2 separate regions of the Homo sapiens genome follow, and region 2 is linked to region 1. The links are chromatin loops, found by intact Hi-C in ENCODE. Cell type or tissue: PC-3. All regions are shown on one strand. Links, peaks and the distances in the headings refer to the core of each region. The heading gives the core; the rest is flanking DNA.

Region 1 (9,248 bases), core at 850-8,849:
CAGAAGGAATGGTACCAGCTCCTTTTTGTACCTCTGGTAGAATTAGGCTGTGAATCCGTTTGGTCCTGGACTTTTTTGGTTGGTAGGCTATTAATTACTGCCTCAATTTCAGAACTTGCTATTGGTCTATTCAGGGATTCAACTTCTTCCTGGTTTAGACTTGGGAGGGTGTATGTGTCCAGGAATTTATCCATTTCTTCTAGATTTTCTGGTTTATTTGCATAGAGGTGTTTATAGTATTCTCTGATGGTAGTTTGTATTTCTGTGGGATCAGTGGTGATCTCCCCTTTATCATTTTTTATTGTGTCTACTTGATTCTTCTCTCTTTTCTTCTTTATTAGTCTGGCTAGTGGTCTATCTATTTGGTTGATCTTTTCAAAAAACAAACCCCTGGATTCATTGATTTTTTGAAGGGTTTTTCATGTCTGTATCTCCTTCAGTTCTGCTCTGATCTTAGTTATTTCTTGTCTTCTGCTAGCTTTTGAATTTGTTTGCTCTTGCTTCTCTAGTTCTTTTAATTGTGATGTTAGGATGTGGATTTTTGATCTTTCTTGCTTTCTCTTGTGGGCATTTAGTGCTATAAATTTCCCTCTAAACACTGCTTTGGCTGTATCCCAGAGATTCTGGTACGTTGTGTCTTTGTTCTCATTGGTTTCAAAGAACTTATTTCTGCCTTCATTTCGTTATTTACCCAGTAGTCATTCAGGAGCAGGTTGTTCAGTTTCCATGTAGCTGTGCATTTTTGAGTGAGTTTCTTAATCCTGACTTCTAATTTGATTGCACTGTGGTCTGAGAGACTCTTATGATTTCTGTTCTTTTGCATTTGGTGAGGAGTGTTTTACTTCCAGTTATGTGGTCAATTTTAGAATCAGTGCAATGTGGTGCTGAGAAGAATGTATATTCTGTTGATTTGGGGTGGAGAGTTCTGTAGATGTCTATCAGGTCTGTTGGTCCAGGGCTGAGTTCAAGTCCTTAATATCCTTGTTAATTTTCTGTCTTGTTGATCTGTCTAATATTGACAGTGGGGTGTTAAAGTCTCCCACTAGTATTGTGTGGGAGTCTAAGTCTCTTTTTAGGTCTCTAAGAACTCGCTTTATGAATCTGGGTGTTCCTGTATTGGGTGCATATATATTTAGGATAGTTAGTTCTTCTTGTTGCATTGATCCCTTTACCATTATGTAATGCCCTTCTTTGTCTCTTTTGATCTTTGTTGGTTTAAAGTCTGTTTTATCAGAGACTAGGATTGCAACCCCTGCTTTTTTATGTTTGTCATTTGCTTGGTAAATATTCCTCCATCCCTTTATTTTGAGCCTACATGTGTCTTTGCCTGTGAGATGGGGTTCCTGAATACAGCACACTGATGGGCCTTGACTCTTTATCCAATTTGCCAGTCTGTGTCTTTTAATTGGTGCATTTAGCCCATTTACATTTAAGGTTAATATTGTCATGTGTGAATTTGATCCCATCATTATGATGCTAGCTGGTTATTTTGCCTGTTAGTTGATGCAGTTTCTTCATAGTGCCGATGGTCTTTACAATTTGGCATGTTTTTACAGTGGCTGGTACCAGTTTTTCCTTTCCATGTTTAGTGCTTCCTTCAGGAGCTCTTATAAGGCAGGCCTGGTGGTGACAAAATCTCTCAGCATTGCTTGTCTGTAAAGGATTTTATTTCTCCTTCACTTGTGAAGCTTAGTTTGGCTCCATATGAAATTCTAGGTTGAAAATTCTTTTCTTTTTTTTTATTATTATACTTTAAGTTTTAGGGTACATGTGCACAATGTGCAGGTTAGTTACATATATATACATGTGCCATGCTGGTGTGCTGCACCCATTAACTCGTCATTTAGCATTAGGTATATCTCCTAATGCTATCCCTCCCCCCTTCCCCACCCCACAATAGTCCCCAGAGTGTGATGTTCCCCTTGCTGTGTCCATGTGTTCTCATTGTTCAATTCCCATCTATGAGTGAGAACATGTGGTGTTTGGTTTTTTGTCCTTGCGATAGTTTACTGAGAATAATGATTTCCAATTTCATCCATGTCCCTACAAAGGACATGAACTCATCATTTTTTATGGCTGCATAGTATTCCATGGTGTATATGTGCCACATTTTCTTAATCCAGTCTATCATTGTTGGACATTTGGGTTGGTTCCAAGTCTTTGCTATTGTGAATAGTGCCGCAAAAGAATGTTGAATATTGTCCCCCACTCTCTTCTGGCTTCTGGGATTTCTGTAGAGAGATCTGCTGTTAGTCTGATGGGCTTCCCTTTGTGGGTAACCCGACCTTTCTCTCTGGCTGCACTTAGCATTTTTCCCTCATTTCAATCTTGGTGAATCTGACAATCACGTGTCTTGGGGTTGCTCTTCTTGAAGAGTATCTTTGTGGTGTTCTCTGTATTTCCTGAATTTGAATGTTGGCCTGTCTTTCTAGGTTGGGAAAGTTCTCCTGGATACTATCCTGAAGAGCATTTTCCAACTTGGTTCCGTTCTCCCCGTCACTTTCAGGTACACCAATCAAACATAGGTTTGGTCTTTTCACATAGTCCCATATTTCTTAGAGGTTTTGTTTGTTCCTTTTCATTCTTTTTTCTCTCATCTTGTCTTCATACTTTATTTCATTAAGTTGATCTTCAATCTCTGATATCCTTTCTTCTGCTTGATCGATTTGGCTATTGATACTTGTGTATGCTTCATGAAGTTCTCGTGCTCTGTTTTCAGCTCCATCAGGTTATTTATGTTCTTCACTAAACTGGTTATTCCAGTTAGCAATTCCTCTAACCTTTTTTCAAGGTTCTTAGCTTCCTTGCATTGGGTTAGAACATGCTCCTTTAGCTCAGAGGAGTTTGTTATTACCCACCTTCTGAAGCCTCTTTCTGTCTATTTGTCAAACTCATTCTCCGTCCAGTTTTGCTCCCTTGCTGGCAGGGAGTTGTGATCCTTTGAAGGAGAAGAGGCGTTCTGGTTTTTGGAATTTTCAGCCTTTTTGTGCTGGTTTTTCCCCTTCTTCTTGGGGAAAAACCTTTTGTCTTTGATGTTGGTAACTTTGAATGGGGTTTCTGAGTGGACATCCTTTTTTTTGATGTTGATGCTATTCCTTTCTGTTTGTTAGTTTTCCTTCAAATAGTTGGACCCCTCTGCTACAGGTCCACTGGAGTTTGCTGGAGATCCACTCCAGATCCTGTTTGCCTGGGTATCACCAGCGGAGGCTGCAGAACAGCAAAGATTGCTGCCTGTTCCTTCCTCTAGAAGCTTCATCCCAGAGGGGTACCCCCCAAACGCCAGCCAGAGCTCTCCTGTATGAGGTGTCTGTTGACCCCTGCTGGGATGTGTCCCAGTCAGGAGGCACGGGGGTCCAGGTCCCACTTGAGGTGGCAGTCTGTCCCTTAATAGAGCTCGAATGCTGTGCTGGGAGATCCGCTGCTGTCTTCAGAGCCAGCAGGCAGGGACAGTTAAGCCTGCTGAAGCTGCTCCCACAGTTACCCCTTCCCCAAGGTGCTCTGTCCCAGGGAGATGGGGGTTTTATCTATAAGCCCCTGACTGGGGCTGCTGCCTTTTTTTTCAAGATGCCCTGTCCAGAAAGGAGGAATCTAGAGGCAGTCTGGCTACAGTGACTTTGCTGAGCTGCAGTGGGGTCCACCCAGCTCAAACTTCCCAGCATCTTTGTTTAAACCGTGAGGGGAAAACCGCCTATTCAAGCCTCAGTAATGGTGGACGCCCCTTCCTCCAGCAAACTGGAGCATCCCAGGTCGACTTTAGACTGCTGTGCTGGCAGTGAGAATTTCAAGTCAGTGGATCTTAGCTTGCTGGGCTCCATGGGAGTGGGATCCGCTGAGCTAGACCACTTGGCTTCCTGGCTTCAGACCCCTTTCCAGGGGAGTGAACAGTGCTCACTGGCATTCCAGGTGCCACTGGAGTGTGAAAAACAAAAACAAAAACAAAAAAACAACTCCTGCAGCTAGCTTGGTGTCTGCCCAAACAGCTGCCCAGTTTTGTGCTTGAAACCCAGGGCCCTGATGGCGTAGGCACCCAAGGGAATCTCCTGGTCTGCGGATTGCAAAGACCATAGGAGAAGCATAGTATCTGGGCTGGAATGTACCATTCCTCAGGGCACAGTCCCTCATGGCTTCCCTTGGCTAGGGGAGAGAGTTCCCCAAACCCTTGCACTTCCCAGGTGAGGTGATGCCCCACCTTGCTTCTTTTTGCCTTCCGTGGGCTGCACCCACTGCCTAACCAGTCCGAATGAGATGAGCCAGGTACCTCAGTTGGAAATGCAGAAATCACCCGCCTTCTGCATTGATCTCACTGGGAGCTGCATACCAGAGCTGTTCGTATTCTTCCATCTTGCCAGCCCAGTCCTAATTTTTGTATTTTTAGTAGAGACGGGGTTTCACCATGTTGACCAGGCTGGTCTTGAACTCCTGACGTAAGGTGATCCGCCCACCTCGGCCTCCCAAAGTGCTGGGGTTACAGGCATGAGCCACCGCGCCTGGCCCATAACACACATTTTTAAGGTTTTTGCTGTTTACTGCTCTCCTTCCTTTCATAAGTTTATATGGAGTTAAAATTCTATGATCAGTGTATGAGTGTGTTCCCCTTACACTTTTCAAACTACATATTTCCATTCTGAGTAATCCTTTTTACAGCTCATCTCAACTAGCACTCAGATCAATATTTGTCCAGTCCTGCCCTTCCTTGTCCTATGTGTACAGGACACAATGCTCCTAGCAAGAAAGTTCACACCCAGTAGGAGGAATAACAGAAGTTTTTTTGTTTGTTTGAATCTAAAAATGCTGAGGGTGATTAATTCATGAAATCTTATTTTTTTTCAAATTATATTAGACTATCCTAAAGAAAAAAAGAACAAAGGCAAAATATTTTTACCTCAACCCATTGTCATATTGATAATCTTCAACTTTCTTTCTTTTTTTTTTTTTTTTTTTTTTTTTTTTGTATTTTTAGTAGAGTTGGGGTTTCACTGTGTTTGCCAGGCTGGTCTCAAACTCATGACCTCAAATGATCCACCCACCTTGGCCTCCCAAAGTGCTGGGATTACAGGTGTGAGCCACCATCCCTGACTGATAAACTTCAACTTTCAATATGCAGATCTACTTGTACATTTGTGATTCTTCAGAAATGGGACATGGCTGCTATTTTACCTCCTTTGAAGAAATCTAAACTTCTTGAGATCAGGAACCATTCTTCTATACCTTTTATAGAATAAGTTAGAGAACCATAAGATGGTAGACCTGGAAGCAGCCTCGTATTTCTCTAGTCTGAGTTTTTCTACAGATGAGGAAAATGAGTCCCAGAAAGGTGGAAGAACTTACCCATGATCAATAGCTATTTAGAGGCCAGCTATTAGAACCTGTGTAACCTGACTCCTCTTTCAATGCTCTTACCAGTGCCTGTCCTCAAAGGTAAATCTATGAAGAAGAGAGAACACTGCCTGTCTTAAGTAGGTTAATAAAAAGCGCTTCTCCGAATCATTCTGAATTCCGTTAGCTGGACTCATACAATGTTTGTAAGACTTGAATGGAATGTCTGCTTCCAAATAGTATGGCTTTCTCATGGGTCACTGGAAGGAATTAGTCATAAATGAACTCTCAGGAAAAGGTAGGATTCATCCACCATAAGGAGTTACTGAATATCAACCAATTAAATTTTGGAGTCTATTCCATCCAAGGACAATCATTTTTGTTTTGTTGTGTTAGTGTTGTAGATCAAATCTTTTATCCTAACCTTCTGTTGGCTGGTATGTGCTCACAACTCACCATCCATCCAAAGCAGATAAATACTTCAGAACATAAGAAAAACATATTTAGTTTAATTTGTTTGCATCCTGTTTTTAAATGACTTTTTTCATGAACTGGAAACATTCAGATTAATGAAATAAAGATTTTAAATGGGGATGTACAATTAAGAAAGAGAAAACTAATTTCCAGCCACCATAAGAGGCAAAGCAGTAGCTGGGATTAAATATAAAACTTGACCAAGACTATGGTTGTCATAGAAAAAGATTAAGAAAGGGAAAAGAAACAAAAAGGAAGAAAGAAAAAGAGACAGAAGGATTGATATAGAATAATTCTCATTATCTAAGAGGAGGAGGTATTAAGTGATATAAGGTTCTCTATATCAATCTCAGAGTGGACAAAAAAGTTGAATTCTCATGACAATTTTTGATAAAAGCCAACCCCCTCCACAAAAACATAAATATAGTAAAGGCATTTATTTGAGATGGTAAGGTGATGAGGTTCAAGTTTACAGGTATTTGGTATTCCAGGCTAATCTGACAATAAAAATTAAAATATTTAGAGGTATAGATAGATATCATGTTTCTCAGACTCTTAACTAAATGCTTAATAAATATAATAAGTTCAGCTAGATTTTTGGTATGACTTGAGAGTTGAAGTTAGACTTCCAGGAAGCTGTTCTATTTTGCTAATTAAAGACAAATGCATATGCTTGGGAAACTAGATAAGTGGGTGGAAGGACATGTGTTATAGCAATAAAGGAGCCTACCAATAATCTGATGAGGAAGGAAGTCATGCTTCTTCTAAATACAGGTGACCCGCTAGGATCTATGCTTAATGAAAACTCCAAAATTTGCTGGGCTAGAATGGCATGAATATTTCAAGTTGAGCCATCACAGCTTGGGAAAAACATTTGTAAGACTTGTGTGGAATGTCTACTTCCAAGTAGCATGGCTTCCTCATGGGCCACTATAATGAATTAGACTTAAATGAACTCTCAGGAAATTGTATGATTCATCTACCATAAAGAGTTATTGGATATCAACCAATTAAATCTTGGAGGCTGTCCCATGCAAGGACAATAATTTTTGTTTTGTTGTAGTTAGTGTTTAGCTCTTTTTCCTGGTTAGTGTAATAAAACCATGCTGTCTGCATATGCACTTGGGCTGTCCACTTACAATTGGGACCTGATACTTCTAAAAGACTGTTCCTGCCTTGCTGATTTTGGCAGTGGAGTTAGAATGCAAATTTTGCAGCTCTCTCTGGGAACCTACATTGAATTATTTTACAGCTTAATTCATGACCAGTGAATGGGAGGGATGCATTCTTCCTATTAGCTAGACTTGTGAAATATTTTTAAAGGATGTTTTGATTGATTGGTTGCCTCATTGTGTTAACTGGGGGGCACCTCTCCAGAAACACTTGGTTCTGAGGCATCTTTTACAATATAAATCACAACGGGTCACTCTGTAGTCAAAAATCTTTCATGCCAGACGTGGTGGCTCATGCCTATAATCCCAGCACTTGGGGAAGTGGAGGTGAGTGGATCACTTGAGTCCAGGAGTTCGAGACCAGCCTGGCAAACATGATAAAGCCCCATCTCTGTTAAAAATACAAAAATTAGCCAGGTATGATGGCGCATGCCTGTAATACAAGCTGCTTGGGAGGCTGAGGCACAATAATCGCTTGAACCCGGGAAGCAGAGGTTGCAGTGAGCCAATATCATACCATTGTACCACACCTGGGCACAGATTGAGACTCTGTCTCAAAAAGAAATATGTGTGTGTGTGTGTGTGTGTGTGAGTGTGTGTGTGTGTATATATATATAGATAGATATATATTTCATATCCTTACCTCACTCTTAAGTGAAATCTAAAGTCTTCAACATGATCCGTTAGGCCTATGTGGTCTGGCTCTGCCTCAGTCTCCAGCCACCCGCCTTTGCTAGATAGGTCGAGGATCCTTAACCTTAAAATCCAAAATCCAAAATTCTTCAAAATTCAAAACATTTTGAATGCTGACATGACATCATAAATAGAAAATTCCACACTTGACCTTATATGATGGGTTGCAGTCAAAACAGTCAAAAGTTTGTTTCATGCACAAAACCATTAAAAATATTGTATAAAATTACCTTCAGTCTATGTGTATAAGGTGTACTTGGAACATAAATGAATTTTGTGTTTAGACTTACTATGGATATGCAGATATTCCAAAATTCAAAAAAAAACCCTAAATTTGAAACACTTCTGGTCCCAAATATTTTGGACAAGGGATAATCAGCCTGTACTAGACTTTCTTATCTGCTTTTCCACCATGAGGCTTTTACCTCAGCTGTTCCTGCTGTCTGAAATGTTCAACATCTGGATAGTTCTTTCTTGTCTTCTATGTCTCAAGTTAAATGTTCCTTCCTAACTTGCTCCAATCCCAAGTTAGTTTCTCTAATTATGCTCTGTTACTGTGCCCTGCACTTTTTCTTTGCAGTGTCTACCTCTGTTTTCAATTATGGCATTTATTTGAGTAATTATAGCTTACCAGTGAAAGACAAGTTCCAGGATTTCAGAAACCTGTTTTTTCTGCTTGATGCCGAATGCTCAGGTGACAGGAATTTAGCATTTCCTGAATGAATAGAGGTTTATAGTGTCAGGGCATTGGCTCCCTTGATTTTGGTCGGACCAGTAGGCATTGTGCTTAAAATATTGTTCTGTTTTGTTTTATGGGGTAGGTTCTTTTTTTTTTTTGTCCTGAGATGGTGTCTCGCTCTGTTGCCCAGGCTGATGTGCAGTGGCACAATCTTGGCTCACTGCAACCTCCGCCTCCTGGTTTCAAGCGATTCTCCTACCTCAGCATCCCGAGTAGCTGGGACTACAGGCACATGCCACCAAGCCCGGCTAATTTTTTGTATTTTTAGTAGAGACAGGGTTTCACCATGTTAGCCAGGATAGTCTTGATCTCCTGACCTCGTGATCCGCCCACCTCAGCCTCCCAAAGTGCTAAGATTACAGGTATGAGCCACTGCGCCTGGCATTAGTTTAAGACAAACTGTATAGCAGACATTCTTTCCTTTCCGGCACTCCCTCTACCATGCCGTCACGAAGAAACATCTTCTTCCATGGACAGTGGGAAGGGGTGCTCACTCTCTGCAGAGAGGACATATGGGAACCCAGGTGCATGATCCAGGGCAGCATCTTCTTAGCTCAGAGGAGGGGTTGAGCTGTCTTGGAGGGCTGGGTAGAGTCAGGACCCAGTCAGCAAAAACCTGCATCATCTGGGTGCCACCCATGCCAGGAACAGTTAGCAGTAGCCACCTGCCCTTTCTCCCTTAGGGCAGCTATGGGCTGACACCTGAATGCTCCCTAGAGCCTCTAGACCTGAGGCCACCCTCAAGAGCAGTGTCTTCTGAGGGGAATAAGTGACCAAAAGGGATAGAAGCCTGGTAATGGCCTGTAATCAGTTTTTACACTAAAGGGAAAAAGTAGTTTAACCTAAGGTCTTCC
Region 2 (9,248 bases), core at 229-8,228, 160 kb before region 1:
CCCAAAGTGCTGGGATTACAGGCGTGAGCCACTGCACCCGGCCTAGGGCCATGTAAAAAGCCAGATCTGTGCTGCTGTCTGTGTAGAAGGGTAGACAAGTGGATGAGAAGTTCCTGAACTATTCTTGGCCCTTTTACCACTAAGTGAAAGTAACTTGCTGCCCCAAAGAAAGATGTCTCATCATTCGACAGGACTTTCTAGTTGAACTTCATGAAAGCAAGAGATCCTGTTTTTCTTGCTCACCACTGTATCTTGAGACCTGTTGTAGTGCCTGCAATACTTATTTAATAAGTTATTTTTAAGTATCAGTTTTGTGAGCTTTAACTCTATGAGGTCTTTGTTGTTTGACTGTATTTTAACTCTGGCCATGACAGCAAGACAAAGTTCCATTTTTATTGAGCTTAAAAAGAATCAAGGCCAGGTGAAGTGGCTTACGCCTGTGATCCCAACACTTTGTGAGGCTGCAGCAGGAGGATCTCTTGAGCCCAGGAGTTTGAGACCGTTCTAGGCAATGTAGTGAGGTCCAGACTCCACAAAATAATTTTTTTTTAAATTGCACGCCTGTAGTCTCAGCTATCAGGAGGCTGAGATGGGAGGATGACTTGAGCCCAGGAAATTGAAGCTGCAGTGAATTGTGATTGCACCACTGCACTCCAGCCTGGGTGACAGATCAAGACCTTGCCTAAACAAAACAAAACAAACAAAACCCCAAAAAACAAATTGAAAATGTTGATTCTTTTTACTACAAACATTATGGCAGCACTAAAAACTTCGTGGGAGTGTACTGTGGAAAATAGTGTACTTAATTAATTCTCATTGTAATCAGGCTACCAAGAGCCTTGTGTTGCTTTAAGAGTTATAACTGCCAGGCACAGTGGCTCATGCCTATAATCCCAGCACCTTGAGAGGCCGAGGCAGGTGGATCACCTGAGATCGGGAGTTTGAGACCAGCCGGGCCAATATGGTGAAACAAGCTGTGTCTCTACTAAATACAAAAAATTAGCCGGGCGTGGTGGCACATGCCTGTAATCCCAGCTGCTTGGGAGACTGAGACAGGAGAATTGCTTGAACCTGGAAGGCGGAGGTTGCAGTGAGCTGAGATTGCAACATTGTACTCCAGCCTGGGCAACAAGAGGGAAACTCCATCTCAAAAAAAAAAAAAAAGTTGTAACTGAGGCTGGGCATGGTGGCTCATACCTGTAATCCCAGCACTTTGAAAAGCCGAGGCAGGTAGATCACTTGAGCTCAGAAGTTCGAGACTAGCCTGGGCAACATGACAAAACCCCATCTCTACAAAAAATACGAAAAATTAGCTGGGCGTGGTGGCATGCACCTGTAGTCCTAGCTACCTGGGAGGCTGAGGTGGGAAGATTACTTGAAGCTGCAGTGAGCCATGGTTGTGCCACTGCCCTCCAGTCTGGGCAACAAAGTGAGACCCTGTCTCAAAAAAACAAAAAAAAATTATAACTGATGTAAACTGGCAGTTTAGGCTGGGTGTGGTGGCTCAAGCCTGTAATCCTAGCACTTTGGGAGGCCAAGGCAGGTGGATCACCTGAGTTCAGGAGTTCGAGACCAGCGTGGCCAACATGGTGAAACCTTGTCTCTATTAAAAATACCAAAATTAGCAAGATGTGGTGGTGGGTGCCTATAATTCCAGCTACTCAGGAGGCTGAGGCAGGAGGATCGCTGGAGCCAGGGAGGCAGAGGTTACAGTAAGCAAAGATCACTCCACTTCACTCCAGCCTGGGCAAAAGAGTGAGACATATCAAAAAATAAACAAATAAATAAATAAATAAGTGGCAGTTCATCATTTAACTCCAAAGACTTTGCGTACATTTCTACTGAAAACAATCTGAGCTGATTAGAACCCTGCCATTTTATAGCCTTTAGCTCGATCTCCGACCGTTCATTTAAAAAAATTCTACTTCAGGCCGGGCATGGTGGCTCAAGCCTGTAATCCCATCACTGTAGGAGGCCAAAGTGGGCAGATCACTTAAGGTCAGGAGTTTGAGACCAGCCTGGCCACCATGGTGAAACCCCATCTCTACTAAAAATACAAAAATTAGCCGGGCTTGGTGGTGAGCACCTGTAATCCCACCCTGCCGAGTGGCAGGCTGAGGCAGGAGAATCGCTTGAGCCCAAGAGCCGGAGGTTGCAGTGAGCCAAGCTTGCACCATTGCACTCCAGCCTAGGCAACAGAGTGTGACTCCATCTCAAGAAAAAAAAAATTCTATTTCATTTTACAATATGCAGATATATGTCCATACACATGCATAATATAAATGTATACCATATTTGTGAGAATATGCATATATGTACACATTAGATACACAATACAAGCACAATACATATGTCTTTTGCCCAAGATACAGCATTTTGTAAAGGAGACAGGAATTTAGTAATATATGTTCCAGAAACAGTACACAAGAGAATTCGCCGAGATGAGAAAGTTGTCACTAGGAATGGGGAGTGGTAAGATGTAGAAGGTATAATTGTTCTTAAAGTTCTACTGCCAACTCTTTCCAATTAATTACCCACTCTGCCATGCTTTATGGACAGGAGGTTGTCGGACACTGTCAATTAATAAATATTTGAGCATGATACACTGCTTGGAGCTCCTCTAATATAGGAGAGTGATATCCTAGTGCATGTTACAGAGGGAGTGTCCACACAGTTCCTATTGTCATTTGATGAGTTACTTTTCAGGGGCCTTGTACCTGAGCAAGTTGTCCTCTTTTTGATGGATTTCAGATTGAGTTACCTGCATTGTCTTGAGATTGCAGCGTGTTTCCTCCACTGTACGGCGTAGTCAGCAGATCTATTAGTTAAACTCCAGTGGGCCCTCAGTCACTAAATCTATCCTCTGTGTTGAAGGCTTTCTGCATTTGCCTTTCAATAAAGGTTTAGAATAACTCCTTCTCTGTGACTCTGTTTTACTCCTCTATTGACAGTAAATTGAATCAGCATTTAAGATGTGAAAAAATTAATAATCAAATGAAATGGGGGTCAAATAGGCACTAGTTTGGTGTGTTGGGGAAAGCATATGAATGAGGGGTGGTCAAGTGAATGGTCAAGTCTCCTTTATGACCCTCCTTTTATAGCTAAAGGTTGTCACTGGCAGCACCAAAAGGAAGGGGACTCCTGGGCCCATTGCTATGTATCCCAGTTTATTCTCAAATGATTTTGTGAGCTGTTTTGGTAACTGTTTAAATAAGGCTACAGAATGAAATGTAGTATCACATTGTGGGAGGAGAGGGAAAAGGATTCCTTTTTTCGTTTTTTGGAAGAAGTGAACACTTGCCTGGACTCTGGGAAGGAACCTGTGATCTAATTAGCTAAATTTAGAGAGACAGTACAGTAAGAGAATGCACTTTTCCAGAGCTTCCTTTGCAAGAGAGGATCCATCTCTTCAAACAATCTACCACCAGGCTCATTCCTAGGTGGGCCTAAGATCCAGAAACTACCAATCTATTAACATTTTTATATAAATACTGCTATGGCATAGCACTTAGCCAAGGAAGCCTTCAATAAATGTTTGTTGTTTACATTATCAGAGAAAGGTCACTACTATGTCACTGGCTAAAGAAAGTAGGTAGAAGGCTGGGGTGTGAGGCCTATTAATCATAGTATTAATCATAGGTATTAAAGGTTTGTGTATGAGCTGCCTCACTCCTGCAGTAAATTCCAAATTACTTAGTTCAGAAATATCCTCCTCTTCCTGATGCCAAATGCAGGGCCTTTGGGGTGGTCATCTGAAATGCTATGTCCTGGAAGCTGCTGAGTTTCCAGGTTCTTCCCTTCTCTTGGAAGAGGATGGTTGGGAATATACTTAGATTATCTGTGTCATTAAGTGATTCACTCCTCCAGGAATTGACACCATTCTTTACAAAATCAGCCTGAGATAAGCTATGACATCCCCAAAATTCCTTCCAAATTTGGAATTTTATGCTGTGAACCATCACACCCAATATTGAAGTTAAGCAGTTTTTGGTTAAATGTGCTACCTTAGAGGGTAAAAGAGCTCCTCCAACTTATGACTGGTTATTTGTCATCAAGGTTCACAGCTGAATTCAGTGTTGGAGAAGTTGGAAAAAGATGAACAAGCTGTTTTGTTTTGTTTTGAGACAGAGTATTGCTCTGTCGCCCAGGCTGCAGTGCAGTGTCGTGATCTCGGCTCACTGTAATCTCTGCCTCCTGGGTTCAAGGGATTCTCCTGCCTTAGCTTTCCAAGTAGCTGGGATTACAGGTATGCACCATCACACTCAGCTAATTTTTGCATTTTTAGTAGAGACGGGGTTTTACCATGTTGGCCAGGCTGGTCTTGATCTCCTGACCTCAGGTGATCTGCTCACCTCAGCCTCCCAAAATGCTGGGATTACAGGTGTGAGCCAACATGCCTGGCCATATTTTAACACAGCATTTGGGTGTCATGGAGGGGTAGGGAGGGGCATATGAGGCAGCATTTTATATTAGTAGTGATAGGAATATTTAATCATAAAATGATTTAGCATACATTTATTTCAGGTTAGGAAGAACCATTTCTCTCTGTTCCAGGGCTCTGGCTTCTGTGCTTTAGGAGTCCTAAAGCTATATAACCATCATCCTCAGGTAACTCAGCCCAGCACTTTCTAACCCTGAGGGTTTATATATCATTTAAAAGCATCGGCTGGGTGTGGTGGCTCACACCTGTAATCCCAGCATTTTGGGAGGCCGAGGCAGGCAGATCACCTGAGGTCGGGAGTTCGAGACCAGCCTAGCCAACATGGAGAAACCCTGTGTCTACTAAAACTACAAAATTAGCCAGGTGTGGTGGCGCATGCCTGTAATCCCAGCTACTCAGGAGGCTGAGGCAGGAGAATCGCTTGAACCTGGGAGGTGAGGTTGCAGTGACCCAAGATCACGCCATTGCACTCCAGCCTGGGCAACAAGAGTGAAACTCCACCTCAAAAATAAATAAATAAATAAATAAATAAATAAATAAATAAAAGCATCACAAGTGTACTATCTGTTGCTGCATAACAAATTACCCCAAAATGTAGCAGCTTAAAATAAGAAATATTTATTATCTTATACAATTTTGAAGGATCAGGAATCTGGGAGTGACTTAGCCGAGTGCTTTTGCATTGAGGTTTCTTAGCAGGTTGCAGCCAGACTGTGAGGGCTGCAGTCTCTGAAGATCTGACTGGGTTCAGTTCCTTGCCATGTGGGCCTCTTCATAGCGCTGCCCATGCCATGTCTTTTTCCGGAGTGAGTGATCCAAAGAAGAAAATGAGAGAGAGAAGCCTCAGTTCCTTTATAAGCTAATCTTGGAAGGGACATCCCATTACTTTTACCATACTTCATTTGCTAAAAGTGAATCACTAAATTTCGTCCATATTCAAGGGGAAGGGAAAGCTCCATTTCTTGAAGGAAGAGGTATCAAAGAATTTGTGGAACTATCTTTAAATTACCACAATGAGCAGTTTGGCCCTGAGAAAATAGTCAAAGTTAAAGTGTTATCCTAGGGAGAAAGGTTTTGGTTTCCTTTGATTCCTTTAATATCATAAGTCCTTTAATAATATCTTCTTGGCTGGGTGTGGCAGTTCATGTCTGTAATCCAAGCACTTTGGGAGGCCAAGGTGAGAGGATCACTTAGGCCCAGGAGTTTGAGACCAGCGTGGGCAACATAGTGAGACCCCATCTCTACAAAAATTAAAAATGGGCCGAGTATGGTAGTCCCAGCTACTTAGGAGGCTGAGGCAGGAGAATGGCTTCAGCCTGGGAGATGGAGGCTTCAGTGAGCTGTAATCCCACCACTGTACTACAGTCTGGGCAATAGAGTGAGACTGTGCCTCGAAAAAAAAAATGGCTGGGTGTGGTAGCTCACACCTGTAATCCCAGCACTTTGGGAGGCTGAGGCAGGTGGATCACCTTAGAACTCTAAAAACAACTTAGAGTTCGAGACCAGCCTGGCCAACATGGTGAAACCTCATCTCTACTAAAAATACAAAAATTAGCCAGGTGTGGTGGCAGGCACCTTCAATCCCAGCTACTCAGGGGGCTGAGGCAGGAGAATCGCTTGAACCCAGGAAGTGGAGGTTGCAGTGAGCCGAGATCGTGCCACTGCACTCCAGCCTGAGTGACAGAGTGAGAGTCTGTCTCAAAAAAAAAAAAAAAAAAAAAAAATTGAAATGCTCCCAAATCTGGGTGAGTTAGTCTCAAGAGAGATCTGAAGTTTGGTGCACATGGAACATCTAAGCTCTCTTCAGCTGATCCTCCTCATAGCCCAAAAAAGCCCAGAAGTGCCGCGTACCAGTATTTTCTTTTCATGCTGGGTTTCACCTGGCATGGCAGGCAGCATATTATTTTGCTTTTGCTTTCATAAGCCGTGTTATATAACCAACATCTTGAACAATGATGCTGAGCCAACTTAGAGGTCACAGCAGAAGGGGAGGGGAATGGGGAGGAGAACAAAGAAACAGAGAATTAGGAAGGAGAGAGAAAGACCGGAGAAGTGGAAGGGAAAGAGAAAAAAAATGGAGGCAAGACTGGAGACAGAGTGAGACTATGTAATTTCTACTGCCTGTTCATATGTTCTTGGGCTCTAGTGGACAGGATATGCTACCTGAAAAGTTCTTCTTCCCTCATTTTAGCTGGGCATCAGGTCTTCAGCTCACACTATTGGGAGGAGCTAGCTGAGTGCCAGCATCCTGCAGGAATCCCTATTGGAGGCAGCAGCTGCCTGGCATGGTGTGGCACTGACAGTTCTTGGTGGAAGGCAAACAGACATGAATGACATTGCCTCCATCTGCCCAGCCTTCATCACAACTCCATGCTGACTATATGAGTCTGGAGGCTGGTGAATGGGGAAGCACGAAAGAGCCTGGAGACCTGAGGCCTTTCTCCTATTCTGTATTTCAGAAGAACATAACTCACTATTTAATGTTTCAAGCATATAAAGAATCTTCTTTTCCCACCAGTGCATGCTCAATGGAAATTTCATTGGCTGTTGGTGCTCAAAGATGTTGGTGTGTTAATTTTTTTTTTTTTTTGGACAGAGTTTCGCTCTTATTACCCAGGCTGGAGTGCAGTGGTGTAATCTTGGCTCACTGCAACCTCCGCCTCGCAGGTTCAAGCGATTCTCCTGCCTCAGCCTCCCGAGTAGCTGGGATTGCAGGCACGTGCCACCACGCCCAACAGATTTTTGTATTTTTAGTAGAGATGGGGTTTCACCATGTCGGCCAGGCTGGTCTCAAACTCCTGACCTCAGGTGATCCACCTGCCTCGGCCTCCCAAAGTGCTGGAATTACAGCCACCATGCCCGGCCTGGTGTATGAATTTTAATCCTAGAATCTCAGAATTGAAAGTCATCCTAGGTCAGTCACCCTAAACTTATTTTGGGTTATTCTCCTCTTTGATACTCTGGTTAAAACAAAACAGCCACAAATATTCTCTCTTGAAAATATGCTTTAAATATAATTTCAGTGTGTTTAAAGTCTCCCTGAAGCTCAACCAGGGATTGGGGTTAAGAATCTCTTGTCTCCAGGTCACTCTGTTTGTTTAGGAATCTTTTGTAAAGAATCTTTTGCTGTATAGTGCTGCACTATTAGGTGGTCATCCAATATATGCTCAAACCCTCTAAGGCAGGGAGGTCAATATATAATAAGGAAGCCCTTTCCATTTATGAACTGCTTTATGATTTTCTTTATGATGAGGTCATATGTGTCTCTATGTAGCATTTGCCATTATCCTTATTTTGCCCTCTGAAACTATACAGACCAAGCCTGATGCTTCTTTCACATGGCAATCCTTGAGAGAGTTGAAGACAGGACTCACATCTCCATTGAGTCCTTTTTGTTTTTTCAGATTAAACATTCTCAGTTACTTCTGTTTCATCATGACTTCAAGATCTTTCACCTTCACTGGGAACAGTGGCTCATGCTTGTAATCCCAGCATTTTGGGAGGCTGAGGCAGGAGGATACCAGCCTGAGCAACATAGTAAGACCTCATCTCCATAAAAAAAAAACAAATTAACCAGGTGAGGTGGTGCACACCTGTAGTCTCAGCTACTCAGGAGGCTGAGGTGGGAGGATCGCTTGAGCCCAGGAGATTGAGGTTGCAGCAAGCCATGATTGCACCAGCCTGGGTGACAGAGTGAGACCCTGTCTCAATAACAACAAAAAAAGATCTTTAACCTGCCAGCTCAGCTCTCATTCCTCTAGATATTCTCTGGATTGTCAACCCAGTTCTTTAAAAGGCCAGTTCTCTAAGGCTAAGCAAATGTCTATTCAGAAGTTACACCCATAAGACCAGTCTTAGGGAACTATTCTCCGGATTGATAATCCAAAAAATATCTACAGGAATGAGAGCTGAGCTGGCTGGTGAAAGGTCTTTTTTGCTGTTGTTAAGACAGGGTCTTTTCTGAATAGGCATCAGAAGAAGCAGATGCCTATTCAGAAGACACCAAATTTCTAATTAACATAAAAATGTCACTGACTTATTTGAAGTCTTATCACACCTGTTCCTTTGCAGTCCTATTAAAATCCTGAAAGAAAGGATACATTGCTCTTAAATCCAGCATCTGTCCACTTGCACTCTTGATTTTTGGGACATCATAAGGATCTAAAGTTTATCCTCATAAAATTTTATCCTGCTAATTTGGTACATCTTTTTCAGGCCATTGTGATCTTTCTGAATTTACCTTGGTTCTCTCTCTTTGAGTTACTGATAGATTATTAAGTGCATTATTATAAATTATTCAATCAAGTAAATGACAAAAAGCTGAATGGGGGCACAGGTCAATAGAACATTCTGTTGCAAAACTTCAAAAGTCTTCCTTTCAGGTTAGAATCAATGTTCTATGAATAGTGATTGCTTCACCAGATACCATCTATGTAACTTTCCTTTATCCAGTTCATTTTTTTAGCTTGTTTTGTTTGCTCATAAGAGGTTTTATTTCAAATGTCTTACTGAAATTGATGCATTATGTCAAAATAAAATATTGTCCTTATCTGTTAGTCTGGAGACATTATTTGAAAAAAGAAAAAGAAAATCTGAGTTGTCATAACTTTCTCTTCATTAGCCTATTTGTTCATCATGATCACAATTTTTGTTTCTGATTACCACTTGAAACTTTGCTCTAATAATTTTTCTATAATTTTGCCAGTATTACAAAACTTGTCAGTCTCATTATCAAAATTGTATTTTAAGAAATGTAGGCTGGGCGTGGTGGTTCACATCTGTAATCCCAGCACTTTGGGAGGCTGAG

What was found. Hi-C counts contacts between places; a loop is a spot of excess contacts. Peaks named below come from ENCODE experiments on the same cell type or tissue, not always from the same donor. Only the 100,000 strongest peaks of a DNase experiment are listed, where the experiment ranks them.
Region 2: it touches region 1 in a loop (4-fold over the local background); 2 of 110 quality-filtered maps call a loop at or near these places.

The regions. Positions count from the first base shown.
Region 1 is chr1:182,213,566-182,222,813 of GRCh38, reverse strand. The region is part of intron 2 of LINC01344 (long intergenic non-protein coding RNA 1344); the gene reads left to right. Among named protein-coding and RNA genes, the nearest start is that of LINC01344, 96 kb to the left of the region's middle. In PC-3, for the core only: no CTCF peak of the experiment used is centred there; DNase peaks (open chromatin) are centred at 4,633 and 5,533; H3K27ac peaks cover 3,520 bases.
Region 2 is chr1:182,371,763-182,381,010 of GRCh38, reverse strand. GLUL (glutamate-ammonia ligase) reads left to right here. Exons shown (of 7, transcript NM_001033044.4): 7 at 1-2,913. Among named protein-coding and RNA genes, the nearest start is that of GLUL, 15 kb to the left of the region's middle. In PC-3, for the core only: no CTCF peak of the experiment used is centred there; a DNase peak (open chromatin) is centred at 3,650; H3K27ac peaks cover 1,411 bases.